Regions from separate parts of the Mus musculus genome. Here all the other regions are linked to region 3. A link is a loop called in an ENCODE intact Hi-C map of the cell type or tissue named here. Cell type or tissue: heart. All regions are shown on one strand. Links, peaks and the distances in the headings refer to the core of each region. The heading gives the core; the rest is flanking DNA.

What was found. Hi-C counts contacts between places; a loop is a spot of excess contacts. Peaks named below come from ENCODE experiments on the same cell type or tissue, not always from the same donor. Only the 100,000 strongest peaks of a DNase experiment are listed, where the experiment ranks them.
Region 1: it touches region 3 in a loop (2.2-fold over the local background); 3 of 42 quality-filtered maps call a loop at or near these places.
Region 2: a loop joins it to region 3, with 1.9 times the contacts of the local background. A loop is called at or near these places in 2 of 42 quality-filtered maps.
Region 4: a loop joins it to region 3, with 5 times the contacts of the local background. A loop is called at or near these places in 5 of 42 quality-filtered maps.
Region 5: a loop joins it to region 3, with 2.2 times the contacts of the local background. A loop is called at or near these places in 3 of 42 quality-filtered maps.

Annotation. Positions count from the first base shown.
Region 1 is chr17:10,193,363-10,199,249 of GRCm38, reverse strand. No RefSeq gene overlaps it. Among named protein-coding and RNA genes, the nearest start is that of Gm34972, 50 kb to the right of the region's middle. In heart, for the core only: a CTCF peak has its summit at 2,948 (motif pointing left); no DNase peak of the experiment used is centred there.
Region 2 is chr17:9,974,625-9,980,511 of GRCm38, reverse strand. No RefSeq gene overlaps it. Among named protein-coding and RNA genes, the nearest start is that of Gm34799, 71 kb to the right of the region's middle. In heart, for the core only: no CTCF peak of the experiment used is centred there; no DNase peak of the experiment used is centred there; H3K4me3 peaks cover 921 bases; H3K27ac peaks cover 3,415 bases.
Region 3 is chr17:9,890,971-9,896,857 of GRCm38, reverse strand. The region is part of intron 1 of Gm34799 (a long non-coding RNA gene); the gene reads left to right. Among named protein-coding and RNA genes, the nearest start is that of Gm34799, 13 kb to the left of the region's middle. In heart, for the core only: CTCF peaks have their summits at 1,433 and 2,738 (motif pointing left); DNase peaks (open chromatin) are centred at 1,397 and 1,827; H3K4me3 peaks cover 246 bases; H3K27ac peaks cover 2,434 bases.
Region 4 is chr17:10,077,632-10,083,518 of GRCm38, reverse strand. No RefSeq gene overlaps it. Among named protein-coding and RNA genes, the nearest start is that of Gm34972, 66 kb to the left of the region's middle. In heart, for the core only: no CTCF peak of the experiment used is centred there; a DNase peak (open chromatin) is centred at 3,438.
Region 5 is chr17:10,035,862-10,041,748 of GRCm38, reverse strand. No RefSeq gene overlaps it. Among named protein-coding and RNA genes, the nearest start is that of Gm34972, 110 kb to the left of the region's middle. In heart, for the core only: a CTCF peak has its summit at 2,971; DNase peaks (open chromatin) are centred at 1,138 and 3,558; H3K27ac peaks cover 1,007 bases.

The DNA.
Region 1 (5,887 bases), core at 955-4,954, 300 kb before region 3:
TTCCAAGGCACATCCCATGGGTCAAGTAACTGTTTTCTGTTATTCTGCAACCCACTGAAGCTTTCAAGTAAAATCTAGCAAAACTCCCACATATAAAGTTGTGATTGCTTTAGAAGTTACTACCATGTGATTAGTTAGAACATTCACGTGTATGTATGAGAAAATGTTTTAAAATAATGTGCATGAAACGATAGTTCAAAAGGAAACATGTAAAATCTAGGCATCACCCCATGACTACAGTCAGACACCTTACCAGACATTTCTTCTGTTGGATTACTCTTCTGATAATATTCAAGTATGTATGCTACGTATTTGAGCAGTCACCAGGGGGACACTCTCCAGATACTAGCCTGGTGTTTTTGGCCTCCCACCAAGAGCCAAGAACATTTGCAGAAAAGCATTTTGAATGTGCAGAGCCATGTCCATAGCCAAGTACTCTGCTTACATGCATAGGTTCTGTGGGTATGGCCTCTGTACACTCTGTTACACCCTTCTTCAGTAACATCTGAAAGTTGTTTGTAAAACCTAATGGAACCCAAGTAAAACACAATAAGCAGATGATAGTGAAGGAGCCTCAGATCTTCACAGCATGTTTTCTGGATCCCTAGAGATAAAAGACCTCACTATCTTTTTGTCCATAAGAACATATTCTTGGCTTACCAGGGAACTGATAGGTATGCTCCTTTCTATGGTCAGTTTTGTATGCAAACTGAAAGAGACTCCCTCCTTGGGAATACACACAGTGATTGAGGGGGGCTTGCTGAGTTAGCCTTCCCATTGTTTTGAGCAAACATGGAGAATGAATAGTCACATCTGCTATTCATTTGCTATTGTAGTACACAAGTTGCGTCATTGTTTCCACAATAGAATAGACCAAGATGCAGAGCTTAGAAGCTAGCTTGAGTCTTTGAAAGCACCATGCACTTGGTTCAGGGGATGATAATGCACGGAGCAGGATAACACCTATGACCGAACTGTTGTGTTGCTTGGCCAGGAGTCTAGCCCCTTTGAGCATCTCTAAAAAACCACAAACACTCCTTGGAGTGTTGCATAAGGCTTTTGAAGAATTCAGAGAATCACGTTGAAGGGAAGCTAGGAGATTGAAACTAGGGCTGGAGTCCTGGGAAGGCAAAAACCGAGAGAATGAGTAGATTGAATCTTCCTAGCTGGGTGGCTGGAGAAGATGAAAAAGGAGGTGAAGTGGCTGGTGTGAGATATTTTACTTATCATCTCTTACATTCCTGAATTGTCCGTAGTATACTTGCACAGTTAGACAAATGTTGGAAGTGTGTATTTCTCTGAGTAGGTTAGGAAACTTGCAAGAATAGAGCCTTGCAGTTCATTATAGAAGGCCTCCTGGGCTCTGAATAGAAATGATTAGAAGGACTGGAGATTTCTCAATGGTTATGAGTGCTCACTGCTTAGCCCAAGAGTGCCCAAGTTTAGCACCTGAGTCAGGTGGCTCACAGCTAGCTGCCTGTGACTCCAGCTCCAGGGGACCTGACACCATCTTCTGAATGCCCTAGGCACCTGCACTCATATATACACCAACAAAAATAAAACTAAAATATGGGAGGGATAGAGACATGGCTCAAAGGTTCAGTCTTTACTGCTTTTCTGGAGGACTCAGAGTCAGTTCTCAGCACCTACATCGAGATGGCTCACTCACAAATGCCCATAACTCCAGTTCCAAGGGATCTGACACTGGGGTATAAAAGGCATCTGCCAAATGCACAGAAACCCATCCTCACATACATAAATAAAAATTGTAAACCTTTAAGTATTGTTAAGTGACATGACCTCCTTCAGTCTTGGTCATGCCATAAACTTCAAGAACAGATGGACCCAGCTTGATTCTGAAGCCACCCAGGAACCTCAAACAGGCAAACACTCCAAAACCAAATGTACGTTCTTTGGCTAGGTCTGAAAATGAAAGAGGAGCTGAAAGGAGTGATTAAAGAAATTGCTTCCAGCCAACAGATGAAAGTGTTTTAACAAACGGGCCAGCAGAAAGCCCTCTAGCCTGAGCTCTAGAGATGAGCTTTAGAGCCGGTAAGGACAATACAAGGCTTGGTGTTTTCTTGTTTTATTCTCTCTGACTCTGACCCTCCTACTTCCCTCCTATTAAGACCCTGGTAATGATATTAAGCCCATTAGATGCTGTCAAATAATCTCTCAATGCAAAACACCTGAAGGAATCCTAGCTGCAAAGTCTATTTAGTCCTGTAAGGTAGCAGGCAGGAGTCTAGGGTTAGGGTGTGGGCACTGCTGAAAGGAGAAATTTTTAAGAGAACTATGGGAGACAGGGAAAGTGGCAGCATATTGAGTCAAATGGTAAGCTGGTTATCTTCTCACAATGCACAGGAAGCAGCGTTACTAAGGACCCATTCTGCATCTGCACTGGTTTTCTTACACTTTGAATCTCAGTCACCTTAATATGAACAGAAAGTGGTAAGTATGTGGATGGGGATCCATGTCCCTGCGAGTCCTCAAAAGTGCTGCCTCCACAGGGCAGCGCCTGGGACCTGCTCTTGCAGCTGAGCCTTGGAATCTTCCCTTCTGAACTGATTCACAGGATCTCTGATCTCTAAGCCTGACTTCTGCCTATTGTCAGTTAAAGGAAAGAATCGTGTTCAATGCAGAAGTCCTTTAGAGATGAAACAGACAGCTTAGCACAACAAACAATACCAAGAAGAGTCCTTGGAGAGGCAGGCTCTGCAGTTGGACTTGGGATCTATTTGTATGTTCTTTTCTTGAGATTCAAACTTTTGGAAACCAGGAGCCAGATTAGAGTATGAGGTACTTTTCTTTTTCCCTTTTTCTTTTTCTTTTTTTAATTTATAAACACTTTTAAGAATGGCACATTTTTGGGCTGGAGAGATGGCTCAGAGGTTAAGAGCACTGTGTTCTTCCAGAGATCCTGAGTTCAATTCCCAGCAACCACATGGCAACTCACAACCATCTGTAATGAGGTCTGGTGCCCTCTCCTGGCTTGCAGACATAAATGCAGTCAGGATACTGTATACATAATAAATCAATCAAAGGGAGGGAGGGAGGGAGAGAGAGAGAGAGAGAGAGAGAGAGAGAGAGAGAGAGAGAGAGAGAGAGAAAAGAATGGCACATTTTCTTTCTTCTCACACCTGAGGAGAAAGTATTTTCATTGAGGCCTCTTGAGGAGTGGACCCCTGCATGGGCATGCAAGATACCCTACAACCCCAGATTCCCAGATGCCTCCAGGCTAATCCTCCACAGGGATTAGTGCTTCCAAAGTGTTTGATGCTACTACAGTGAGTGCTCAGTGCTTCCCACTGGTGCGCAATGCTCCTACCGTGCTTCATGTTCCCATAGCGCTTAGTGTTCTCAAGGTGCTCAGGCCATCGATAAAGTTGATTGATACTCAATTGTCTTCCAGGAAGTTACTTTGTTGCTTGTTGGGTCAAGCCTCCCAAGTATTGCTCAGAGGTCAGTAGCCTGACGCTATCCTAGGTATGTGCAAATGCCCGGTCTGGTTGGATTTGAGCTGTCATCATTTCTTTTAACTTGTTTCTTTTAATCTATTCAGGTCACGGTGGTGGTTTAGGTCAGAATTCCTGAGGAGCCTCAGGAACAACCTGGCCTGTCCATTGTGTGCAGAATGAGGCTGAGGTGCAGGTTCTGCTGCTGTAAGGGACAGGGCTCTGCTAGCCCAACTCTCATCCCCTGTGTAAGCACAGAGCTACACATTGAACATGGTACAACCCATATCTGTGCCCTTCCTGGGGTTGGCCCATGACACCAGACACGTGTCTTCATCCACACATCTATTTTCATTCCTAGTTATAAATCAAGTTTTCTGTATGGTTTCCTTTGATTTCCATGGGCATTGAGTGTTTGATGAACTCAAGTCTCCAAATCCCTGTCTAGCGTGTCTCATCCTTCAGAGAGCTAAGTAGTCCCTTCACGTGTGTGCGTACATGAGGACTATAGCACACATCCACTTTGCCATTTTCATCCCATTACAGATACTATGATCGTCATATCTAAATGGTGAAAATATCCCCAACTTTCCAGTAAGTTTTATTACAAGAATATCACAACACAACCCTCAAGTACCCACTGAAGTGATACAACTTATCAGACTTCAGGTGACCGGAATGTTCTCTTGTTGAAAAAACAAATAACAAAGGGATGGATCAAAATTAAGGAATACTTTTAGATATACAAAGTTTCCAGTTAACAAGAAAGTATGGAATGGAGGTGAACCACGGGGGCTCCTGGAGACAAGGCAATCTGGTGGCTGTGGACAAAAAATTTTACACCCCGGGAAATGGGCTGTCATAACTCTCCCTTATGTTTATTTAAGGCTGTTTTTGAAGAGTGTATAGATGGTACATCCACACATTTCCTACACATCTTTATATCATCCTAACAAAGAAGACCACAGAAGTCAGGCCTGGTAGCATAGGCCTGGATACCAACTGATTGGAGGCTGAGATAGGAAGAGTCAAGTTTGAGGCCAGCCTGGGCACCAGCATGAGTTTAAGGGCAATCTGGGAAACAGCTAGACTTACTGCAAAATTAAAAGGTAAAGGGGGAAGGGAATAGTGACACGGGCTAGGGATATAGGCCAATAGTTGGCAGCTTGCCTAGCATGCCCGAGGTATTAGGTTCAAACCCCAGTACTGCACACATACAGCATGCTAACAGAAGAACCACAATGCTACTAACAGGACAGATATGAACTTGACATTTGGATCCACTTCCAAGTGTTCTTTTACATCTTTCCTTTTAATTTTAAAAAGTTTACAGTCTTTTATTTTTAATGTGTATTGTGTGGTTATATCTGTGTGTTGTGTGTATCTGGTGTGTGATACGTATTGTATGGTGTATCTGTGTGTTAATGTGTTGTGTGTATCTGTTGTGTGATATGTATTGTGTGGTTGTATCTGTGTGTTGTGTATATCTGTTGTGTGTATGTGTATCTGTGTGTTGGTTTATGCACATGAGTACAAGTGCCCCAAGAGTCCAGAAGAGGGCGTCAGATCCCCTGGGAATGAGATGGTAGGTGGTTGTGGGCTGCCTGATGTTGGTGCTAGAAACTGGACTCATGTCATTGTCTGCAAGACCTGTGCAGCTGCTTCTCCCCAACACACACACACACACACACACACACACACACACACACCTCCTGCCATCTCTTTAGTCTTATTAAAAACTGGAAAGAAGTAAGAAAACACTGCTTCATTTTTTTCATGAGTAAACTAGAAAGATGGAATGTGCAAAAGACTAAAATGAGCCTTTAAAAAAACTTACAAAACCAAATATAACTGGGTGACTTTAGCGGGGTTGGGACATATACATCCCCAGCATTTAAATGTAAGCAATTCTTATAGAACAAGTTTTTTTTTTTTAATTAAAAAAAAAATTCAGCATGTTGGGGAGGTAAACTTTCAGCAACAAAGAGCATGAAAAGAATTTTGTTTCTTTCTGAAGAATACTTCCTAAGTTATACAGAGCATATATGTAGAGAACAATATTTAAGAAATTATTAGGAGCCAGATTTCCCATGTTCTCGTCAAACATTCAGTGTGCACTGCATTATAAGGGGAGAATCATTTTTCTGTTTTAATTGCCAAGGATATGGTCAGATGGTTGGTACCTTGTGTCCCTCAGGCAATGAGAGAACAGAGAGGCCCATGCACATTTTATGTGATGGAAGAGAGAAGAGAAATCCCAATAATCTAGAAGTTATGAATAGGGAGATAGGGAGGAGCCCTCAGATTCTCAGAGGAATGGAGATGGTGCCTAGGAGTTGTTGGGTTCCTACTTCTGCCAACAGGGTATTAGGGTTTTCTTAACTTTAGCTTCCTATGATGTTTTAAAAAATCCTTCTGTCTCATAGCTTGGG
Region 2 (5,887 bases), core at 706-4,705, 84 kb before region 3:
ACACACTTGGAAGGTAGAGGCAGGGGGACCAGATGTTCACGGTCATCCTTAGTTACATGGAGAGTTCCAGGCCAGACTGAGATGCATAAGACTCTATGTAGACAGACAGACAGACAGACAGACAGATACATGATTGATAGATAGATACATGATAGATGATAGATAGATGGTAGATAAATGGTAGATAGATGATAGATAGATAGATAGATGGTAGATAGATGATAGATTGTGGGTAGATGGTAAATGGATGGACAATAGATAGATAGATAGATAGATAGATAGATAGATAGATAGATAGATAATAGATAGATGATAGATGAGTCTTTTATCACCTGTCTATAAATTCTTACATGGCTTAGACTGTCACAAGAGTGAATGGGAAGAACCAGGAGCTAACCTGTGCTACAGAAACACTCTGCCTGGCGTGTGTCAGGTGAATGACAAGGCTGTTAACGAATGTGAGTCTCCTGGACATTAGCCCCAATTAGAGTCAATCCCGCTTCTCTTTCAGAGACACGATGAGGGACCTGCTCAGCGAGTGAAGTCGCTTGCTGAGTGAGTGTGACAACCTGGGTTCAATCCCTGGGGCTTGCAAGAGAGAAGCAGCTCTGGACAACTGTCCTCTGACCTCCTCCACATTGCCACATGTCTCCCCCACCAGTAACTAAATTAAAATGTAAGAATTGCCCATGCTGGCTAAATGTTGTGGGCATTCACACTGGCTCCCATGTGCTGTGACAGTGGGTCCCTCCAGATGGACCTTACAGAGAGACATCAAGTGTGGCTTTTTGTATAATGTCGGTTTTTGCTGAGATGTTTCAGAGACACGTGACTTAACAAATGGTAATAAGTTCCTGCCATCCACAGAGCGATGTTCAGCACCTCACTTCTCTTTAGCTGCAGAGAATTCCTGGCCAAATATGATAATTACTTAGTTCTGTGCTTTTAGCTCTGGGTAATTGTCTCTCACTAGAAGCTGAAGGGGCCCCTGCATTCATAGCTTCATCCCATGGCATTTGGGGTGGCTATAGAAAGAAAAGCAACTTCAGTGTAATTATGAGACAATAAATAAATAAACAATAAATAAAGCCAGATCTTGTCATGTGATTTCATTTATTAGGTTGATGTTTCTTTCTGGAGACGCTATAAGTAGAATCAGGTGCCGGGCTGTTACTGAAATGAGAAAATAACACCCCATGATCAATATTGGCAACAGGATCCTGAATGCAGGCAATAAATAAAGAAATAAAGACGGAGCCCTTTAAAGTACAGGTGACATTTTAGAGGGTGCTGCTGCACTTTGCTCTCTGGTAATTTGCTTTTTGTTTTTGTTTTTGTTTTTATTTTTGTTTTTGTTTTTGGTGGTGGCTGTGAGGTCTGATTTACCTCAGGGCTACTGTCTGTGCTGTTCTGTTATTGCTAATGTTATGCCGGGACGAGCAGAGCGTGAAAGGCCATCTTTGTTCTCAGGGACGCAATGATTTCTGTGTCCTTAAAGTGGAAGGAAACCAGCCGCCATTCCTGTTCTGTTTTCGAAGTGTTCAAATGATAAAATAAGCAATGCTGTGTGTTTTGTAGAGATGAAGGCCGGGCTGTGCTGCTGTCGCTCCTGTCCTCTGGTGGGGGTTGGCTCTCTGTAGAGACTTCACTTCCTCCCCGGTTTTGCTCCATTCGAGTCCTTTGTTGGGTGCCTATGACTGGAGTCCCTTTCTTCCCTGTTATCCTTCTCGGGCACACTGGGACACCCTGGTGAACCATGTGTCACTTCTGTTATGGTTTCCATGTCAGCAAAACAAGGCACCTTTGAAGGTCTGCACCCCAAGAGCCTATGTTAGTGGAACCCTTTGCAGTTTTTGAAGTGTGTGCTGTGCCTTATTCTGGTACCCCAGCTCCTGCTGCTGAATAGGCGGAGCTTGTAGCATCTCCATTTCTTCCTCCCCTCTCAAACGAAGCCTCACTATAGTATCATGGATATTTGGGTGTTTATCTCAAATCCTTTCCGAATGCCATAGCATCATTCATTGGGACAACCTTAATGAGGTGGCAATTAGTCATTCATTGGGACCTATTTAATGGGTGGGAAGAGGTGAAGAGAGAGGGGGAAAGAAATGTCAGACTCTGGGAGAGTCAGGAAGGCGGGGATACCTCAGGGATCCCTGAGAGAGCTTTTTGTCAACAAAATGGATCAGCCTTGCAAGCAGTAAAACTTTCAAATGACCTTCATGTCAAAATATTAGGCTGCTTTTTTTTTCTGCTGGATAGCAGTTTAATAAACATAAAAGGCACACATATCATTCAGAGTGGGGCAAAGTTTGCATCAAAAGTGTAGCTCTCCCCTTTTAAGGAAAGACTAATGTTTCTCCATGTGGTGGAGGAAATGACACTCCGCGTCAGGCTTGTGCGGCTGGAGAATAGGTATTTACGACGACTACAGGAGCTTTCTAGCCCTTTCTTCTAGCAAACACTAACCTGTGAATGTGGCCGAATCAGCAGCTGTAAGAGTGAGAGGTCCGGATCTTACATTCGGTACCGGCTGCTTTCCCGAAATTTGCAAGCAATTGGGGGCATTGATAAGAAATGCACAGGCAGAGGTGGAGGGTCTGTGAAGTTAACTTAGTGGGTAATGGGGGAAGGAGTCCTCAAAACTAAGGGCTCATGCATTTTTTTTCTTTGCTGAAATAATTTCTTCTCGAGGTTAAACTTCAGGGAGGAAGACAGGACAGATGTTTGAATTTAAATTGTCTAAAAGGCAGGAAATGTAAATAAATACGTCCCAAAGAATTCCTAGCTTCTCTTCTCTCTGAGTTTTCTTATCAGGGGAACACTGGCTCAGTGGCTAAGAACTGATAAAGCCAGGATCAGGTGTTGGCAGAAATGCAAAGTGGAAGAGCCAGTCTGGGGAACAGAGACAGAGCACTGACAAGTGAGAGACAGAAACCCAGAAGCAGATAACACAGGCCCCTGTAACTGCTCATTGGCTTCCACTGGTGCGGTGGTCACCAGGCAATAAAGATAGTGTACATTAAGAGTGTTTTGTCAAAACAAAAGCATGAGATGGACATCAAGTTTGGCAGTTGCTGCCATAATCAAAAGGTGACACTGCTTTGGCTTCATGGACAGAAGTCAGAATAAGCCTGCTTTGTGCTGTCTTTTTTTTTTTTTTTTCTCTTCTGGATCAAGATAAATTCTTCCCTGTGCCTGGGATTTCAACAAGCCCTGTGTACTGATATGTAAGGCTGACCCTCAGCCTCATAGCCTTCCTCTGCAGCCTGAAGCATCTCGTGATGACACATGTGTGTGACTGGGTTGGGTTTGCTCCTGCTGTCTACAAGTTCCTGAGTGATACTACTCCATTGGTCCCATGACCGAGTGCGCATGTTTGTGGCCATTTTAAGAATTTGTTTCACAATGCCAGGTGCTTAGATACTGTTTGGGTTCTGGCTTCTGGATGGGTGTGGCTAGGAGCTGGTGGAAGGTGGTCAGCTGACTGTTCACAATATCACAACATGAGCCTACGAGAGCATCAATTCTTCAGGATGACCTTGAGGGTTTCATTGGGTGTGTGTGGGGAGGATGCATGCTCAAGGCTGAGGGACAGAGGACAACATTGGTTATCATTCCCCAGGCATACTTTGAGATAGGGTCCCACTGGCCTGGACCTTACCAGCGGGGAGTTGGCAGGCCATCGATACCCAGGTGTCTACCTCCACCTCTTCAGCACTGAGATGACAAGCATGTGCCACATTGCCTAACTTTATTTTCAATGGCTTCTAGGAACCGAACCCAGGTCCTCGTACTTTTATACTAGCACCTTGTTATCTGAACCATTTCGCCTGCCCAGTCTTGCTTTTTAAAGGATGTAATACAATCAGATTTTATCTACTGTCTATTTATAGATTTTAAACAAGGAAGGTCTGTTTCTTTGATCTCCGTGCTAAGGCTCTTTAAAATAGAAAACAACTCAGGACCCAGTGTTAGAAACAAACAAAGAGGCGCTTCTCCCTAGCTCGGTTGGCATTTAAGTTGGGCTTGGTAGGGTGGGGAAACATTACAGAACTTAGTCCAAGACTGGGAGTCTCCCTGGGAAGATGTGACCCTCAAAAAGAACCATAAAGATCTTTGACTTTGGGGGGTACTTAACAACTTGGGAGTAGTCCAGCTTGTAACGGTATCTGTGGCTAGAATTCTTACTAGAACACCCATTTCCCACCGAGCAACCACACTTTTAGCTGCCAACATGCTGTACATCCGGGGGCCAGAGCAACCGAGTGTCTCTCGCAGCTATGGGGATCTATTTTTAGCGCCCAAGTAGTCTCGTCAGCTCTGGACTCTTTGGAGCGGTGTTCAGGCTAGCTCACAGAGAGAACTCCATGGGGCTCTGTGCGCCTGTGTGTAATGGAGTGTCTTTCCCAGACGCCATCCCAGTATCACCAACGGCATCCTGGGCATGACCTTCCGAAAAGCTCACTCACTGCCCCGTGACTCAACTCCTTCCCTGATGAGCAAAGACGTTTTAATAAAGTGAAGTCACCCCCTGTAATTACACGTTCAGCACAACTCTTTTCAAGTTTAGCCAAGCATCCTAGAAGGATCTCTGCTTAAAAACAGTGGACTTGCCCACAGCATGTGATTTTTCATTGGCTCCGTGTGATAAAACTGGGCGAGTCAACTGTTAGCATCCCTGAAAAACAACACGCATGTGTGTTTTGAGGTAGGAGAGGAAAGCTTTCTCTAAGGCACTAAGAGATCAGCTTTAATTACCCTGTATTTTGCCGTATTTACTTGCAGAGCTGAGAGCTGTCTGTACATTTGGCTATTTAGGTCATCCTGTGTCCCAAAAAGGGATTAGAGTCTAGACCTAAGAAACTCCAGGAAGCTGGGAGAGTTTTAAACAAATTCAAGAGAAGATGTAACCCTTTAAAAGAATGCATTTTTTCTACTGTGCCTCTTTATACAAAGTGATCTCTAGTCTGGGTGAGCCAGCGACACCTGTCCTGTCTGATCATTGACAGCCCCATGTCAGGGACTGTCCTGGTTGGTCACCTTGAACTGTCCTTGATCATTGTTGTGATTACTGAACACAGGGCTTTACTGACTCCCTCATCAGAGGCTGAGGCCAACATGGTCCTTGAAATGAGCAGCAATGTGTTGACTTGACCCATCCCTGTCTGGTTGAGATGGTGGTAAATCTAGGTCTATTGCCAGGAGCAACAGGTGGGATAAACTGTCTGGACCTGGGACTGGGGAGGAGAGTTGGCTAGTGGGGACCATTGTTAAAAGTTGGTAAATTGGGCTATTCCTGGTTCATTAATAGGTTGTCAATATATGTTCTAGTCTTGTCAGCAATCAATGCCCAGAATTTACTTAATGTTATATAAAATTACAGAAGCTTTACTCCACAGAAAATAAAGTCCAAGTAAAACTTGGCATATGAACATATGCTTAGGGAATATTCACCCTTGGCCATACTTGATACAGCTGTCAACATTTTTGTTTTAATGAGGTCGGAGTTTGGTTCCAAGGAAATTCCTCTCTGTGAGTCCTGGGATGGTTTGTGGTGATGTCTCTGTATCCAGTTATCCCCAGATCCTAAGTTGGGTAGGCTTGAGTTCAAATCCATTACAGGTACCTGTAGGGCTCTAAGGAAATGACTTGGGCACTCTCTCCATGAGTGCTTCAGGTTTCTCATATATTGAGTAAAGTCGTGTAAGGCTGTTTCAGAAAACTTCTGGGGACAGCAAGGGGCTGCAGCAGTGGAGAAAGGCGATGAATGGGATTCTCTCAGCCTTGTTTCCATTCAATTTTTTCTTGTTCACTTTACTTTCTTTTCACTGTTTCTTACCATAAGCTCACGGCGGTAGCAGGCCTCGATGGTCTTCCTGTCATG
Region 3 (5,887 bases), core at 1,100-5,099:
AACCATCATGGATGTTTCTCTCAGTAGAATGTCTTTCTTTACTCTCGTATGCAATATTCAGTAGGCTGCACACATTTAATCATGTAAAATCCATAAGAAATTTAAATGCTTTGAAGTTCATATGGCCACACGGAGGCTTATGACTTGGGGCCCTGAGAAGAAATTCCATTTTTGCATGGCAATAAGAGAAAAGATGATGTCGGCTCCAGAGGCTTGGGGCTTCTGTGTGTTACTTCTGGAAACAGAATCCGTCTAGGATATAAAGAAGGCCCTGGGGCCTCTTCCTGTCCCTTCTGTCCTTCCTTTCTTGATCCAGAGACTTCTTTTGCTGTGTGTCCCAGGTGTTCACTGTGAAGGTTCTGAGCCAGAAATGATAAAGCCATAAGAATAAAGGAAGTAGTGGGGTGGGGAGTGGGGTCGGAGGTGGGGAGAATGAAGTCACAAACAAAACTCCAAGGCCTAAGAAAGAGTAAAAATATGGGGTGGGTTTCGAAATGTCACTGAGCACACAAGTCTCAGTTATGTTAAACAGCTAAAATTCATGGTCACACCCCTACACTCTTGCAGAGTGTTCCCAGGAATTTTATTTTTATTTTTTGGTTTTCGAGAGAGGGTTTCTCTGTATAGCCCTGGCTGTCCTGGAACTCACTTTGTAGACCAGGCTGGTTATTTTTAAGAGTCTTAAAATTTAAATGCACAATTACTTTGCTCGTGGAGGAGGTTAACAACCCCCAAATGCCTTTAGCCACATGTTTAAACAAATCCTAATTCATGCTGAGAGACAGAGTTCAAGCAAGACTGAGTGCACAATCCTTACTTAGTCACGTTATTTTGTGTTTTAACAAAGTGCCCTGGACCTGGAGTGTGTAAACCTGTCTAGTCGCTTGGATCTGCCCATCCTAGGCCCCTCTGGGCTTCTCTGAGCTGCGTATGGACCTGATTCCAAGAACCATTTGCCCACGTGACACAGTAGCTCCGCACCCTGAAGCCTTGAGCTGTGTCACTCTGCCACCTCGGAGCCAGGAATGGTGGGTCCTACATGTAGTCACCTGAAGTGTGCCCTCAAATTTTGCCAGCATGTCTGTTGGGCTGATATTTAGAGCACTTTCTATTTGCAATGTGTGAGCTGGACTGACTGTGCGGAACAGTTGCTTGCTTTGAGCCCACAGTTACTACCACGGTGCTGTAAACTTGAAAGACTTATGCTTGGTCGCGTTCCCTCTACTGCACCCCTACCTCCAAGCTGGGTTTGCCCAGCTAGGGACTGGCAAGTGGCAAGCATGCTCTTCACATGAGCTCTGTGGCTATCTCTCCCCTTTATCCAGTGTTGTTATTTGAGTGCCTCGTAATTAGCTGCTAGAAATAGCTCCCATGTGGCCTTGCTTGGGCGAGGTATGCCTGCGGGAGTGAACGTTCCTCTCCTGGCCTCTGTTGAAATCACATTCCCAGGGAAGAGGCGGGGCTGAGAATGAGCCCCAGTGAATGTTGCCCTTGTAGGAGACTGAGTACTTACATTACACAGTGTTCTCTCCACCCTTGACCTCTGCTAGTAGTTCATGGCAAGCACCCAGGGCTCACTCCGAGAATATGAAAAGTCAGTACAAATACAACCCAAGAAAGAGACAATGGCATCTTCACGTAATGTTGATATTTAGTGTGGACAAAGCGATTCACATTCTTAGAATCTTCAGCACAGGATCAACTGGAAACTTGAGCGTAGACTATTTGTTTTATTTATAGACAGAGTTATGGTGTTTCAATAGAGGAATGGCACCCGCCTGACAGCCTCCCCTCATGACTTGCGTCTCGCGCCTGTGTTTTGTGCATTACACGTAAAGCCTCTTAGGGCTGGGAAGGGAATAAGTTGTTCCACTCTCTTGCAAATGTCATCATTCATTAGCCACTTGCACCTGTCTGGTGGCAGTCTCTCTCCCAGTGGGGATGTGAGCCCCTTCTAGAAGCTATCATCCTCTGAAATAAAGCAAGAACGAGAAGCGGCCTGTGTGAACTTTCTACTTTGCAGCTTTGGGCTGGCATGGCTACTTACTTTCTTTCTAATCATTCTTGCTCAGAGTGGTGCCTCCCAAACTCTGAACCAAATATTTTTATTTAGTTACAATTCAAACTGTAAGTAAAGGGCTTTTGATTTTGCAGGGGAGAAAGAGTGGGGGGGTGAAGATAAAAGTATTTGAGGAAAAAGTCATCTAGATCACATGTCTACCAGAATACAGCTTCCTCCAACCACCACCATCACCCTAATTGTAGAAATCGGTTTCGCAAAGTTCAGTCTGTCATCTCAGGAGAACTAATTCATTTCCATTTACCTCTAACTTTACTCTCACGTTTTCTCTTTCCTACATTAGTTTCTTTAATGGAAAACTGGCACTTGTGAGTTATCAACCATTTAGGAAAATCATTAAATCTCTCAGTATTTTTAATGTGAGGCCTATCTTTTGATGTTATTTCATAAAAAATACTCTTTGCTTCCTTGTGTATTACCACACCCACCCCTTTGGATTCGCTTGGTTAGATATAAAATAGCGCACAGGATAAGACCTAATAATAAGATTTTGTCACAGATTATCCTCATGGTAACATTCCTGAACCATGACCACACATTTATGCTGCACTGTCCTAGTGGCCAGGCTATGTGACTGGCTTGTTATTTGTGTAGCCATCTTAACCTTGAACTGTCTTCTAGCATTTCATAGTCTGTGCTGGGGGACAGAGCCCCCTGCTGGAAGTGTTGGGGGCTTGCCTTCGCGCTGGAGCCAAAGACCCCTCCCAAAGACTGGAGTTCAGCAGGCAGCAAGCACAACCAATGTCGTAAAAAGTGTGTGGCTGGCTTCAGTGGACGGTACAAATCAATATAATCTGGATTGTTGGTTCAAAAACATATCCCTTCCTTTTGAAAGCTTTCTGAGAAAGAAAAACATAGGTCCATTTAAACCGATCATCCTTCATTTGGTTCATTAGTGATTCCTAGGAAATTATTCTTTATGTTGATAGTAGTCTTGAATAAAAGGGTTTTCTTATAGGTAAATGCTAGAAATGGTGGATCCAGTATAATGAAGTGTAGCTTTTTAACGTATTTGAGCTTCTCAGGGTTGGCCAAGTGAAACCATTTTCAACTAACACTTTTCTCTCAATTTGTTTGGCTGTGGACTTTTATCTTTTTCCAGTATTCTTTTTTAAAATTACCTGTTGGTGTTTTTTTTTGTTTACTTTTTGTGTGTTCTTGCTTTCTTGATACTTTACATCAGATTTGGAGCCATCCGGGTTTTATGAAGATCATTTCTCCTTAGTGCCCCAGCACATTCTTTAGCAACGTGAAGTTTTGGTAAACATGGCTTAAGAATTGTCCATGTTTTGAGCTCACGGGGAACCAAGTCCTTATTCTGTGTATAGGAGGGCACTGTCACCCAGCTGTGGGGCCCAGCTCCTCCGAGAAAGTCAAGAAGGCACCACTGTGTTCACGATCCTGATGGCTTCCTACTTAAAATGTCTTCTTCCTCGGGGGCTATGGCTAGGCACATAATCACTTTGCAAGCTTGATAACAATAACGGGGAGATTCTCCCTAGAAGGCACGGGAAATGTCACGGGAAGGTGCTATTTCTGCTTGGTTTCTGTTTGAAATATTCGCACAGCTTTGACTGCTCAGATTGTATTTTAGTCTCTAAGCTCCCTTGCCTGACCCAGTCTGGCCATTTCTCTATTGTGGCTTTCTACTTCCTGTATCAATGAAGATGCTTCGATGTATGACCTAGATGTTAGTTCAGAAAGCAAGAATTGACCTGTTCTCTAGTAGCTTTTAGAAGAGAGAGTCCAAGATTGTCCCTCAGCGGGCACGGTTCAATGAGTGTGTCCCCAGCTTTTGTTCTTGCGGGAACCACACAGCTGGCATTCTCTATTGTTTAATTCTGTGAAGCATGGTTAGGGTCAGCACTATTAAGGTCACTCAGAGCCCACAGGGTGGCCTCCCTTACTCCTTCATTCCATAAGGATTCTGGCCTTTAGGAAGCATAAGGCTTCACTCAGAAGATACAACTTACTTCTCAAACCCCCATCTCCTCACTGCCGTAGTCACTGAGACGCAGGAGCAACACCTCTCTGCTGACGCTGGATCCAGGGAGGTCCTCCAGCGCACCACAGGACAGGAGAAGGACAGAGACTCCCAGCAGAACTCCCAGACAAGCCTCCTCTGAAGTCTGTCCCGATTTTTCAGTCTCCCCAGTCAATGTGCATGCTTTCTGCCTGTGGTCCCTGTAGGACAGTGTGATACGCAAATATGGATGAGAGCAAATCTACAAACGTTAGACGTATTAGATGCTTGTTTCTCCCATACTGGAAGCACACCCCATTCTGAAAACAAAACAACTTTCTGTAAAGTTTTTTTGCATGACAAACACTGACCAGAGTTCCACTTACTATTCCCTCGGCAGTTGTGACCACCAGGCTCTCCGGTGCGGTTTAACGGAGTTCCGGCTAGAATTCCTTTCTCCTCACCTCTTCCAGGTACTGAGCTCATACAAACTCTGTTACCGTGGCAACAGTGTGTGAGCCCCGCTGTTAAAGTGTACAGCCTCACTGGGCACTCTAACTTTTTCTTCTGACTCTGGCTGCCTGAATTCTGTCTCACCTGGACCAGAAAAACTGCCCTGAACTCGTAAGGGTCCCTGCAAAAGGCAAATATGTTTTGTCTCCAGCACACCCAGTTCTCTTTACTCTAACCAGAAAGGTGAAAAGTCTCACCTTAGCACATTTGTGAGACTTCCCCTGGGAAACCATTTGGAACCTTCTAGAGTAGTGGTTCTCAAACTTCCTAATGTTGTGGCCCTTTAATACAGCTCCTTGTGCTGTGGTGACCCCAACCATAAAATTATTTTCGTTTCTACTTTATAACTGTGATTTTGCTACTGTTATGGATTGTAACATAAATATCTGTGTTTTCTGGTGGTCTTGGGTGACCCCTATGAAAGGGCTACTCGGCCTCCAAGGGGGCGAGATCCACAGGATGAGAACCACTGCTCTAGCGGGTCTTCCTGAAGTTCCCTCAATGGCTCTAATAAACTCCTACTTCTATGCTGTCCCTGACTGGGCTCCTCCCATTAATTATTGTGTCCCCTCCTTCGGGAACACATGGTCTCCCAGGACCTCTCCCTCACATTTCTGTCTCCCATCAATGGAGGACAGGCTCCCCTCTTTCAGCAAACTGCATTCTTCCTAGGTTTTATAAGCACTTCCCAAATGAAAAACCAGTATTATTTTGACTGGAGTTACAGCCCCACATGCAAGTAAGAGACCTCACTGACAGCCTTTATAATAATGAAATTTCTCAGCTTCATGCAATGTCAAAAAGAAAATCCACATGGCTTGAGACTCCTGTGCAGTCAGACCCAGTCACACATTCTCTGCTGGTGCCCACTGCTAAATGGAGTGTTCTCAATGTCTCTGTGTGTCCGACTCTGTCTCTCTGTGCATGTGTCTCTCTGTCTCTTTGTCTATCCCCAACCCCCACTCTATGACTTTGCTTTATCAGTTGACCTTGGCTTGCTACTCCTTTCTCTCCACTCAGACTGTGGTACTCTGCTGACTACCTTAGAGGAACGGGAAGCATTCTGATTTAGATATCAAGAAGCCTTCACCCCAACTTGTATGCATCCCTCGGCTACAATTGGGGAGGTGGACACTGGGTTTGTTTCCTCTCTTTCTCTTGCCTTCTATTCCCTAGACAGTTTTCTGTGGGTCAGGCCTCAAGGGTGCGGTAGAGCAGAGGGCTTGTGGCAGGTAGAGACAGTGGTCCTAGAGACTCAACATCCTCAGGCAGCAATTGCTGCCTTATCCTTAATTTATGTTGTAGATTATGGCAGATTCTTTCTAGCTCCC
Region 4 (5,887 bases), core at 1,064-5,063, 190 kb before region 3:
TTATATATGTATATACACACATGTATGCATATGAACACATACAACCCACTTGTTCCTTTGTTAGTCATTCATCCTATAAAGTTCTAGGTAGGGATATGGATATGCTGGGAAACACCTTATGAAGACTGAATTCTGTGACGGATTGGCAATCATGACTATGATCAACATGACTGGGCTGACTCCATGGTCTGCTGTTATAGGCTGGCCTGGAAGATTAGGTACAAGGATGAGACTCACTGGCCAATGAGGGGCACATCTGTTGTCCAATGAGAGTTCTGCAGATTGTAGGTATAGGCAGAGGGAGGAGGAGTGGTCCTTACAGGATATAGCCTGTACACTGAGAGGAGGGGAATGTGGCAGAAGGTGACCAACATAGAGGGCAGAGCAGAGGCGCATATGACAGACTCCCAGGGTGTTCTCTACTGCCCTGACAGAGGGTGTTACTGAAGTACCGCTGTGCTGATCAGAATGGATGCCAAACAGGGATGCAGTGTTATCCCTCCAGCTTCTCAACAATTAGAAGGGGCCTGGGGCTTTATTCTTGGTCTTTTTCAGTCCAACAAAATCTGTTTAGGTGAGTTTCACCTGCTCTTTCTTCAACAGGTGCATGGACAGGTAGGGAGAGCCATGTCCTAGTTCTGGAGACACTGTACACTTTGCAGCGAGATGAAGAAGAAGCTGTGTACACCCAGTGGCTGTAGGGTTACTGGGGCTGGCCTGGGTTCTGCATAGAGGATCTGGCCTTTGCCTGGAAGCCTTTCTATGAGATGAATGGCTGATCAGGAGGACCCGTAAGAGGGGCTCTAAGTCTCTAGTGGTGTGCTGTTACTCATTCATTGTAAGTGAGACTCACATTCATGCCTGACTTCCTACTTATCATTTTGTGACTGTTTTCTTCAGGAGCCTTGTTAAGTTTTGTAAGATTCAAATTTAGTCATGTCCACATGTCAACCATTTTCTGGGGACAGGGTAAGTTCTATCCTTGTGCTTATGCGGTTTTCCCTGGTCTTATTTCCACATCCTCTTACAGTTGCTACTTCTGAAAGGGGGTGGAGTCACATGTGGTGAATCTTGGCAGCAGGTATGGGAGAGCAGAGGCAGTGGCATCCCGGGGTTGGGGGCAGGTGTGCTGTTGGAACTGAGCTCCAGGAGAACAGCGATCGTGCAGAATTTATGGAGGAGGCATACATAGGCACTCTTCTTTCCCTATTCTGATGCATGGAATCTTGTGCCCCATGCCACATAAATTCACAATAAAGCAAAGCATGGGAGCTCTCAGAAGTGCACATGGATCAGGTGAGCCCCTCTGCTGAAGTAGGGGCTCTGGGATCGGTCTGTCACACGCAGCGATACACACCGTTGCCATGACAAAGAGCTTCTTAGGTGGCAATGTCTGACCCCTCTGCCTTTGTGGCTTCTGCATCTTGTAGCATCTGGCAGGACCACTGTCAATAAAGACCTTATCAATAGTGAGGCGTCAATAGCCACCCATGAGTTTAACTGCAGGGACAAATATTTGTGAATACTGGCCGGCCACGTTCCCATGATCCCCGCCTCGGTCCCGTGAGACAGCTGGGGCTCTTCTCATTTGCAGATGGAGAAACTGAAGCACAGCGTGGTTCAGTGACTTGCCAGGCTGTGTGTAACTAGATCAATTCATTTATTCAACACATTTTAAACTTTATGAGGAAGGAGCTGCCGTGCTGGAAAGAGTTCGAGTCAAGCCTGATTAATTGATGGGCAGTAAACACAGGGCTTGCTTGGGCCTGGGTGCTTCTGCCGTTGAGCTGAACAAGGCCAGCCAAGGGACAGGCTAGGATCAATCTGAATTGGAACGCTGTGAGAATTTGGAATGCAGAACTAAAGTATGTGTGCATATCTGTGTATGTGCCTGCCTGTGTGCATACATATATGCATGTATCTGTACACACGAGCCTGTATATATGTGTATACTTAAATTCTTCTATGTATGCTAATATGCATACATGTTTATGTATATACATGAGTTCCTGTATATGTGTATACATATGTATTTACATGCATGTATGTGTGTATATATGTGTCCAGAGGTGCACACGTGTGAGTGATTGTGTGCTTAGACATATGTGTGAATGAATGACTATGAAGATACATGTGTGCTTGTGTATATATGAGAATTTATGAGTATATGAGTTAGCATGCATGTGTCTTCATGTGTATGTGTGTGCCTACTTATGTTTATGTATATACATGTGTGCCTGTGTGTATGCGTGTGTATGTATGCATGGATATGCTTCTTTCTCTGTATGTAAAGAGGCACATGAGTGTGGGGTGGGTATGTGGGAGCCGGGTGGGGATTCACAAGGTCATCTAACCACATCCTCTCACTGGTGAGTACCCTACAAGAACCCACAGCTTCCCGACTATCACTAAATCTCCTCAGACCTGCTCACTGGCTAGAATAAACAGAGCCCAGGAAGCACCATGACTGAGATGTTTGGCTTCTTCCTTTGACAGCCTGAACTTGAGAGACATGATGGGTAGCACTCTGGCTAGTTGAGAGCAAAGCAGACCAAGGAAAACAATTACTGAGGGTGGGCATCAAGCCCTGGAACCTCCTGGAAGGCCAAGACCTGCTACAAATGCAGTGCATACAGAGCGGGTGGGGGGGGGTCCTCAAAATCAAGTGATAATTTGGAGAAATTGATGCCACTAAGACTATGCTCTGTGCCATCATGGCGCCTGTCAGCAGTACTCAGAGTTATCGCTCTGCACTTTGCTAAGCATATGGAGGGAGCAGATCTTGGCTGGGCTCCAGACATCCAAAAGTTAAATTAATGGGTCCTGCCATGAGGGCTACTAATTAATGGGAGTGAGGGAATGTCCAGCACTGCGTTGTTCCTTCTTCGTTTTTCTTAGAGGGGTTTTCTTCCCAGACCCAACCAAAATGGCGCTGTGTTCAACCTAGTTCTTCGTCCTTTCCCTCTGGGGGTGGGGGACGGGGTGGGGGTGGGGACTGGGGACTGGCCCTAGCTTGCATCTGGTTTGTGGTTCCGGCCCATTGGGCTCATTCGTTTATTCAGCTGACACAGAGGGTGGGTGGCAACAGTGTAATTGCAGGAAAATAGTTGGCATCTTCTCCTGGAGGGTGTTGTGAACCGGTGGATCTTCACTCTGGCAGCAGTGTTTTGAGCTTTGGCTCTGGACTACTTCTGCTCATGCTGCACGCTCAGTCCTGATGAGAAGTTGCAGGGTCTACGCGCAGGCAGCTCACAGGGGTCATTCCAGGCTTCGTGTCCTCTCCCTGTAGACTCCGGGGTCAGCACAGCTCACTATGACAGGAACACTTGAGTGCCCGTGGACTGGAGAGCAGGAGGCTGAGCAAGCTGATGACTTGCTAGTAGTTGTATTTTAATCCTTCCTTGGCTTGCTTCCATTTGGGCAAACAGATGAGGTAATGTGGTTGAGGGAGGACACTTGTACTAGATAGTCTCAGCCTCTGACCTTGCTGTTAGGTCACCCACAAATGGCTGAGGTGCCTATTAACATATCAAAGCTGATGGAGGCCAGCTGTTCCCAAAACACTCAGTACCTGTGGCTCCTCCCACCACTTCTCACCCAGACCACACCCTCAAGCCTCTCCTTCCAAGGGACAGGGCTTCCGCTGCCCTTCCCCATATAACTCAGCCATTGAGGCCATGTCCATCTCTTGGCACCAGGACCTTCTTATGGTCAGCGCTTCTCTGCCTCCCCGGCTCCTTTCGGGGTAGGTTAGTCTGCGGGCCACATCCAGCCTAGGCTCTTTGCTCTTCAGGCTTTCTGACTTCCATCTACAGCAAAATTTCCTCCACACTTAAGGAGGTGGTCATGTCCTCCTTTTGTTTCACTTTTTCATCCATCTGCCTCAGCTACTCCCTCCACACATTTGGAAGACCTATATCCATCCAAACATTAACAAAAGAAACTACCCTATTTTAACAGCTGACCGAGAGGAATGTAAATGGGCCTGCCTATAGGTTGTGCTTGGTAACTGTGCTGGCTTTGTAAAGGAGAGTGTTTCTGAGAAAGGTGGGCTATCTGGTGCCAAATATTTCAAGATATCAAATGTCTATGCTGAACGGGGGGGTGGGGGGGGGAAGGAAAGGACATGACAGCTACTCGGTATGTAGATAAAAGGGAGCAGGGAGCACAGAGATATCTGGGAGAGTCCAGAGAGGACATCACTCTGATCCATGTGAAGAGTGGAGGCAGGGGACAGGGACCAGATGTAGCAGCTGGAAAAGTTACAGGGTCAGGTGGGGGTGGGGTGCATAAGAGGGCGCAAGGTAGGGACTGAAGGATGCTGGGAGATCCTGGCGGCCAGCTCAGCTTTGATATGTTAAATAGGAATCTCACATTTGTCCCAGGGTTTGAGAGTTAACACTAGCACTGGAGGATATCTGGCCAAATCAGAGAGATTCCCGGCAGGACTCTGATCTTCCCAGAAGAATTTGCATACAAAGCAGACAGACACAGAGTGGCACGAAATGAGCTGGTGTAGACACAGCCAGCCCTGGTTATATAGCACACAGCTCTAGAGCAGAGGCTATCCTGTTTCAAAATGGTCTAATTTTCTATTACAAAGCTCTTTAGGTACACTTTGAAAATTAACTATGTGATAAGAAGTTAGTCATTTGATAAAATTTGGAGACATTTTTCTTTGAAAATAAACAACAACAAAAAACTAACAAACCATCTGGTTTCATCTATTCAGAACTTCACTTAAAGACCCCGCCTTCCATTCTCATTGTTAATGGCTGTTTATCTTCTTTGCCTTTGACCTATGCGGTTCTCCCCAGGGTGAGGGGCAGAACTTGAGTTTAGAAAACATATCCTTTGCTGTTACACAAAGAGATTTACATTTCAATACTTTGTGGAAAATGGAGACTGAATGGCTGCTGGTGAAAAAATTGTGTTGGACCCGAGACTTAAGAGAGGATTTTTTTTTTTTTTTGTAGAACATGATTTTAATATTTTCAACTGTTGTTATTCAATAAACAGAATAGTTAAAGATATACTTCATTGTTATGTCTCACTTTTCATTTCTGATTTTATTAACTTGGATACTGTCTCTGTGCCCTCTGGTTAGTCTGGTTAAGGGTTTATCTATCTTGTTGATTTTCTCAAAGAACCGCTCCTGGTTTTGTTGATTCTTTGTATAGTTCTTTTTGTTTCTATTTGGTTTAATTATTTCCTGCCCTCTACTCCTCTGGGGTATATTTGCTTCTTTTTGTTCTAGAGCTTTCAGGTGTGCTGTCAAGTTGCTAGTGTAAGCTCTCTTCAGTTTCTTTTGGGAGGCACTTAGAGCTATGAGTCTTTCTCCTAGCACTGCTTTCATTGTGTCCCATAAAGTTTGGTATGATATGTCTTCATTTTCATTAAATTCTAATAAACCTTTAATTTCTTTCTTTATTTCTTCCTTGACCAAGTTATCATTGAGTAGAGCATTGCTCAGCTTCCATGTGTATGTGTGCTTTCTGTTGTTTTTGTTGGTATTTAAGACCAGCCTTAGTCTGTGGTGATCTGATAGGGTGCATGGGATTATTTCAGTCTTCTTGTATTTGTTGAGGCCTGTTTTGTGACCAATTATAGGGTAAATTTTGGAGAAGGTACTGTGAGGTGCTGAGAAGAAGGTATATTCTTTTGTTTTAGGATGAAACGTTCTATAAATATCTGTTAGATCCATTTGGTTCATGACTTCTGTTAGCTGCACTGTGTCTCTTTAGTTTCTGTTTCCAGGATCTGTCCATTGATGAGAGTGGGGTCTCGAGGTATCCCACTATTATTGTGTGGGGTGTGATGTGTGCCTTGAGCATTAGTAAAGTTCTTTTATGAATGTGGGTGCCCTTGTATTTGGAGCATAGATGTT
Region 5 (5,887 bases), core at 742-4,741, 150 kb before region 3:
CAGATGAAAATAAGATTCCCCACAATTCTAAAAACTGAAATCCTAAGCTCAAGGTTCTGGCTGGAAGAGACCTTTCTTTCCCTTTAGGACGCCTGGCTTTCAGGAGGCTACCGGCTCGTTGCCATTTCACATGGCTTTATGCGCAAGTGTCTGGGGTCTTTAGCTCTCTATACTCTAGACTTCAAGGAATAACTCAAGTCAGATTCAGTTGGGGTCTGAACCTAAGACCTCAATTTTAACTTGACCATCTCTTTAAGCTTCTTTCTCCAAATAGTTTGATTCTGAGCTACTGGGGGTTGGGGATCCCAGTGCACAAAATTTAGCCTATAGCAACTGCAAAGTCAATATGGACTGTGCCATCTCACTAATGCCTGAGCGTTGTTGAGTCTAAGGAAGTGCACTTTTCCTGACACAGAAGGCTCTTCAGAAGTGCAGGAACTTCAGTGTCAACAGAGAGTCACATCCTGGGGGGTTGGAAATGAGGGCCCTGTGTGCCGCCTTAGGAAGCTGTAGAAAGTGAGTCTCACAAACAGCTGTCTGGTTATGACTTAACGATGAGTGGATGCTAAATTACTGGCTTGTGAAGTCATCTCAGGAAGTTGAACTTGAGATATGCCTTTATTTTAAAAGCTTGGCCATCATTAGTATGACTTGAGAGGAAACTAGAAAATGCTATAAATAGAATCTGCACTACCCTTTGAGCTCAACTTAAAGATGAGGAAGCAGGCTGGAAGTTGCTCTCCAAGCGTCATTTGAGGAAGTCATGTTTACAAAGGGCTGTGACCTCAGTATGTCCGCAGAGAGTCTGACCATTACCTTTATAAGAACCTATTTGGCATCTAGAAAGGAAGGATCCTCAGGAGATTTCATGCCCAGAAAGCATTTGTTCTCAGTGCTCTGGGCTATTCGGGAACGATCTTCACACTTCATAGTTTTCTCCTTAAGAACAAAAAATCTTGAAGGCCAGCGGCTCAAATTATTATGAAAAGCAGTTCCCAGGTGGGATGGTCAGGGCCAGGACCAAGGGCCATGCTTCCTTGATTGCTCTGTCAGCAGGACCAGAATGCAGGCTGCAGTGTGGCTAACGGTGTTATTCTGCCTCCTTATCTGATCATCTCACCGTCATGGGGATAGCTGCAGTCTTAGAGCCCAGCACACTCTGGTAATGTGGTGAGGCAGCTGGGATGAAGGCAGATTTGGAACATCCAATGTTCTACTCATGAACACTGGTGAGAACGAAAGGGACCAGTTTCTTCTCTGAGGCAGGGACCGTAACCCCAAGACTGGCTAGACAGCTGGCTCCTCCTGCCCCCAGAGATTCCAACTGAACTGCTTAGGACAAAGGGCCTTCAAGGGAATTTTTGTAGTTATTTAATTCTGTGGGGAAAACAATCTTTGGTTTTGCTATGTAATCTTTTTCCTTTTATAGGATGACAGCCAAGTTAATCTAACTATGAGATTTTAAAATTTATTAATTTTAAGGTTTTTGGAATGATTTTAAAAAGTAAGTTTGATAAAGAGTAAAGATTTTTAAAACAGTAATCACCTTTTGTGACTTAAGATTTAATCTAGCTTTTTTCAGGGCTCAACAGTGGGCTCCAAGCTCTGCCCGTTTGTACTTGACACCTGGTAGATCTTCCTCTGTTACATCTTTCCTTGCTGTTTTCATGAGAAACCCTGAGCTCTTCCTCTGACATCTTAGTTCTTAAGAGTTGGCATAAGCACAGACCGAACTTTTGATGTGTCTCCAACACTCACTGTTTAGAAAGCCCCGGAGTTCAGTCCTTTAACATCCTTTAAGATATCCCTCAGCTCAGAAATCTGTGGGAACCAATACTTCGTGTTTGTCAGTTGTCTGTTACTGTAACAAGGACCAGTGATAATCAACTTACAAAGAGAAAAGGTTTTTCTTCTTCTTTTGGGCTTTCCCTTAGGATGTTCTAGTCATGACCAGTGGGTTCTTGTGGCTTTACTACTGCAGTGGCTCATCCTGGTGGGAGCCCATGACAGAGCAAAGCTGTTTACCTCATGGCTAGGGCTTGAACTGGAGAAAAGCAAGAGACCAGAGTTCTCTAATCTCTGTCAAGAGAGCACACACTCCTAGGGTGGTTGGTATTGGTTGTCATATTACCTGTGGTGGGAAATATTCCACGTGCTGGGTGATGTGTTTATAAAAAGATAAAGAGGTAGGGGGATATGTTCTATGGAGGTGTGGTGAGGTATGAGGGAAGGGGATGTCTCAGGGGACCTATGTAGAGGCATCCCCCCACCCCCCAGGACCAGCCACAAGACAGTATAGTATAGAATAGAGTTTATTTAGAGCATGGTGAAGGAGGGGGAGTTAGGAGGGTAGTAGAGGCAGAGAAAGGCAGAGAGAGAGAGGGAGGGGGGAGGAGAGAGAGAGAGAGAGAAGAAAGAAAAGTAGAGAGAGAAGAGAAGTAGAGGCCAGCCATGGCCACGAGCACATGGAGAGAGGGGGAAGGGAAGGGAATGGGGAAGGGAAGAGCAAGAGCAGGAGAGAAGCAAGTGATCAAGAGAGCAAGAGGGGGAGAAGGGGTCAAGCAACTTCTTTTAGAGTGGGTCAGGCCTGCCTGTTGTTACCAGGTAACTGTGGGGTGGAGTTTGAATAGAATGCTAACACTGGGGACTTGGACTGGATGGAAAAGAACAGTGAGTTGAGCAGCACTTGTCTCCCTCTGCCTTCTTACTCTGTAAGCACTGTATATAGTTCCCCTAAGCTCTTGCTGACATTGCTTCCTGCCACAAGACTGTATCTTCTAGAACCGTAACCCCAAACCAACCCTTTCTCCCTTAAATTGCTTTTGCTGGAGATCACACCTATACTACGTGGGCCTTTGGGAGTCATTTCAGACCCAGAGCATAGCAACATCCATACAACGCCACTGTTTCTTCCGAGTTATGAATGTTTCATTAAAGGAGCTTGGTCATTCTGGGATTAGTGCTTAGCTCCCTCTGTCCCTCACATGTGGCAAATGCTGCCAGGATTGAATCTCACAGGAGAGGATGTTGTTTGTTTGCGTGTTTGTCTTATTTTAAATTGTTTTGGGCAATGGAAGTTCTGTAGCATTCCCACACTTGACCTCTCTGCAGTGTCTCAGTAGGCAAAGCACTGGGCTGGTCCTGAATTTAAGAGGGTCTGTGAAGTGTCTTCTGAAGTTTCCTCATTTTCTTCTTACTCTGAACTCAATAAACAATTATTTCTGCCATCCTTTCTATCATTTGTCTCCCTCTGAGCTCCATTGAGGCTCAAGGCTGGCCAGACATTATGGAGGTAGTTTCTCTGGGTGATCGCCTGCAGACTATCAGTCTTTCCCTGGGAGGGTCTGCATTCTCTTTACAATCTAAACAACCAAACCGGACTGAAATCTCAGTACTGTTTCTGGCCTATAAACAGCATGCTATCTTTGGTTCACTTCCTGACACCTCCCCGGGCTGTTTGGGTTTTTACAAACATCCTCATGGCTCAGGAAGGGTGGGCTGAATTGTTTAGGAGTTCAAGGAGTTCCGAAGTCTTTCCCTTCAGTCGGTCAGGCTGGATTTTAAATGAGTCAGGCCAGGACGAATGGGCACTCCTAGGGGAGGAGAATGAGAAACCGGGCAACAGCAGAGACGACAATCCTGCCTTCAAGTCCTGTCCAGGGAGCGTCGGTGAAAGCGATTGAGGTTTATTTCTAGCAGGTGTGTTCACAGGCAGCTGTTCAAGGGACTAACATGGGCCAGCTCAGGACAACCTGGGGCCCATTTTGCCTTGCCATGTCTTGTCCAGAAAAGCACAGCTGCAAAGATACTTTACCAGACAGCAGTAGTCACACACGGACTCAAGAATCCGGACAGAGACAAAAGCACATGCATAATCCTCTCAGAGAAGTACAGACCCACCTCTTCCCTCCATTCGTCTTTTCCTTCCCTGTTTAAATGGAAGGGCAAAGAATAAAGCCTCAATGGGCTGTCTTTCTGTTCTTCATCCCTGTGATAATAGCCACTGTGATACTCCGAACAACAAAAAAGGAGCACAGGGCTGAGGCACTGGGCCAAAAGGTCAAAACAGAGTCCCTGATTTGTCCCTGAGAAAAATATGTGACTTTGGGGAGAAATTTTGGAGCAACTGCAGATCCATGTGTGTGCAGTTGGAAACATGTACTACATGGAAACACCCACCTTGAGGCCCACTGGACAAGTGCAGTTCCCACCCGTAGTTGGTTTCGGGAATGCCCAGGTTTCAGCTTTGATGCTCTCTACACTGATAGTAAATTTCCAAACCTAAAATAGATTGTAAACTCACACATTTGCACATATCCACTTCTCTGCCTCATTAATGCATCTGAGTGCTAATGAAATGTTAGCACACGGTGATGTAGACTGAATAGACTTTATTCCCAGGAGTTCACAGTGCTGGGTCGTTAACATGCCTGAGTCCCAGAGCTCTGAAAGGCAGCTTTGAAAATGGTCTAGAATGGTGATGTACTGGCCAAGCTGTGTTTGCTTGCTCTCTTCTGGGTTCTCAAGCTTCTAGAATTGGTTCCACTGTGCATCAGTTTTCATTCTGGTCCAGTAATTTTTATGGCTCACATCGAAACTTCAGCTGAATCTTTGTTTATCAACCACTTCAACTCTTTTTTTTTTTAAAAAAAGATTTATTTATTTAATGTATGTATGAGTATACTGTAGTTGTCTTCAGACACACCAGAAGAGGGCATTGGGTCCCATTATAAATGGTTGTAAGTCACCATGTGGTTGCTGGGAATTGAACTCATGGCCTCTGGAAGAGCAGTCTTAACCAGCCCCACTTCAACTCTTGAGTATAACATCTTTAAAGGAAGATGCTGGGTAACTAGTGTCCAGCAATCTTCCAAGGCACACAGGATGTTCTTGGCCTATGTGAGTGAAATGTACTCTGCTTTTTCTCCTCCCTTGGAGAGCAATGGTTCTTCCACACAACCAAGAGCTTTATAATAGCTGAACTCGAGAGGCAGATGCAGGCAGAACTCCATGAGTTTAAGTCCAGCCAGGACTACATAGTGAGACCTATGCCTCAAAAGAAAAAAAAAAGCCAAGTAGTATAAGTATTTGCTATTGGGCTTTAACACTGGGTCCTTACTAATAACTGGATGAGAATTCTCTCTTATCTCTCTGTTATTTTTTCCTTTAATTCTTTTCCAGGAGATGGTCTTTGTAAAATAGGAATGATGCTTCCTGCATATTGCTCACAAGATAGAACCTATGGAGATTGGGTTGACAACCATCATCTGTCATGCCCCAGAGCTATGGGCCCCTCCGGATAGTATTAGACACATCTCATTGGGAAGTGTTAAGTGGTCCTTGGAGACACATAGACCAATGAGAAGGCAGAAAAGACTCTCCCCCAGTCACATCTTTTCTCTATAAGGAAGATGCCAAAGTACTCCATTTCCTCTAGAGCTGTGCATCTCAACCTTCCTAATACTGCAACCCTTTAACACAGTTCCTCATGTTGTGCTGACCCCCAACCATAAAATTATCTTCACTGCTATTTCAACACCGTGATTTTGCTGTTATGGATTGTAATATAAATTTGTGTTTTCCAATGGTCTTAGGTAACCCCATGAAAGGGTCATTCAGTCCCCAAAGAGATCTTGCTCCGCAGATTGAGAGCTACTGCTCTAAGGTTGGAATGAGAGGCAACGCGTACCACAGAATTTATGAGTGCACAGGTGAATCAGGAAGTGGAACCCTCTGACCTAAGTCATTCTGAGTGTGAAGACCTTGTGTGTTATCCCTTTATTCTAACCAGAATTAGCAAGGCGGCCTCTAAAGCACAAGGGGGTAAGGGTGGCATTGGGACTATTACAGTGTCAGTTTTAATAAATCCCACACTTTTCTCCCCCAT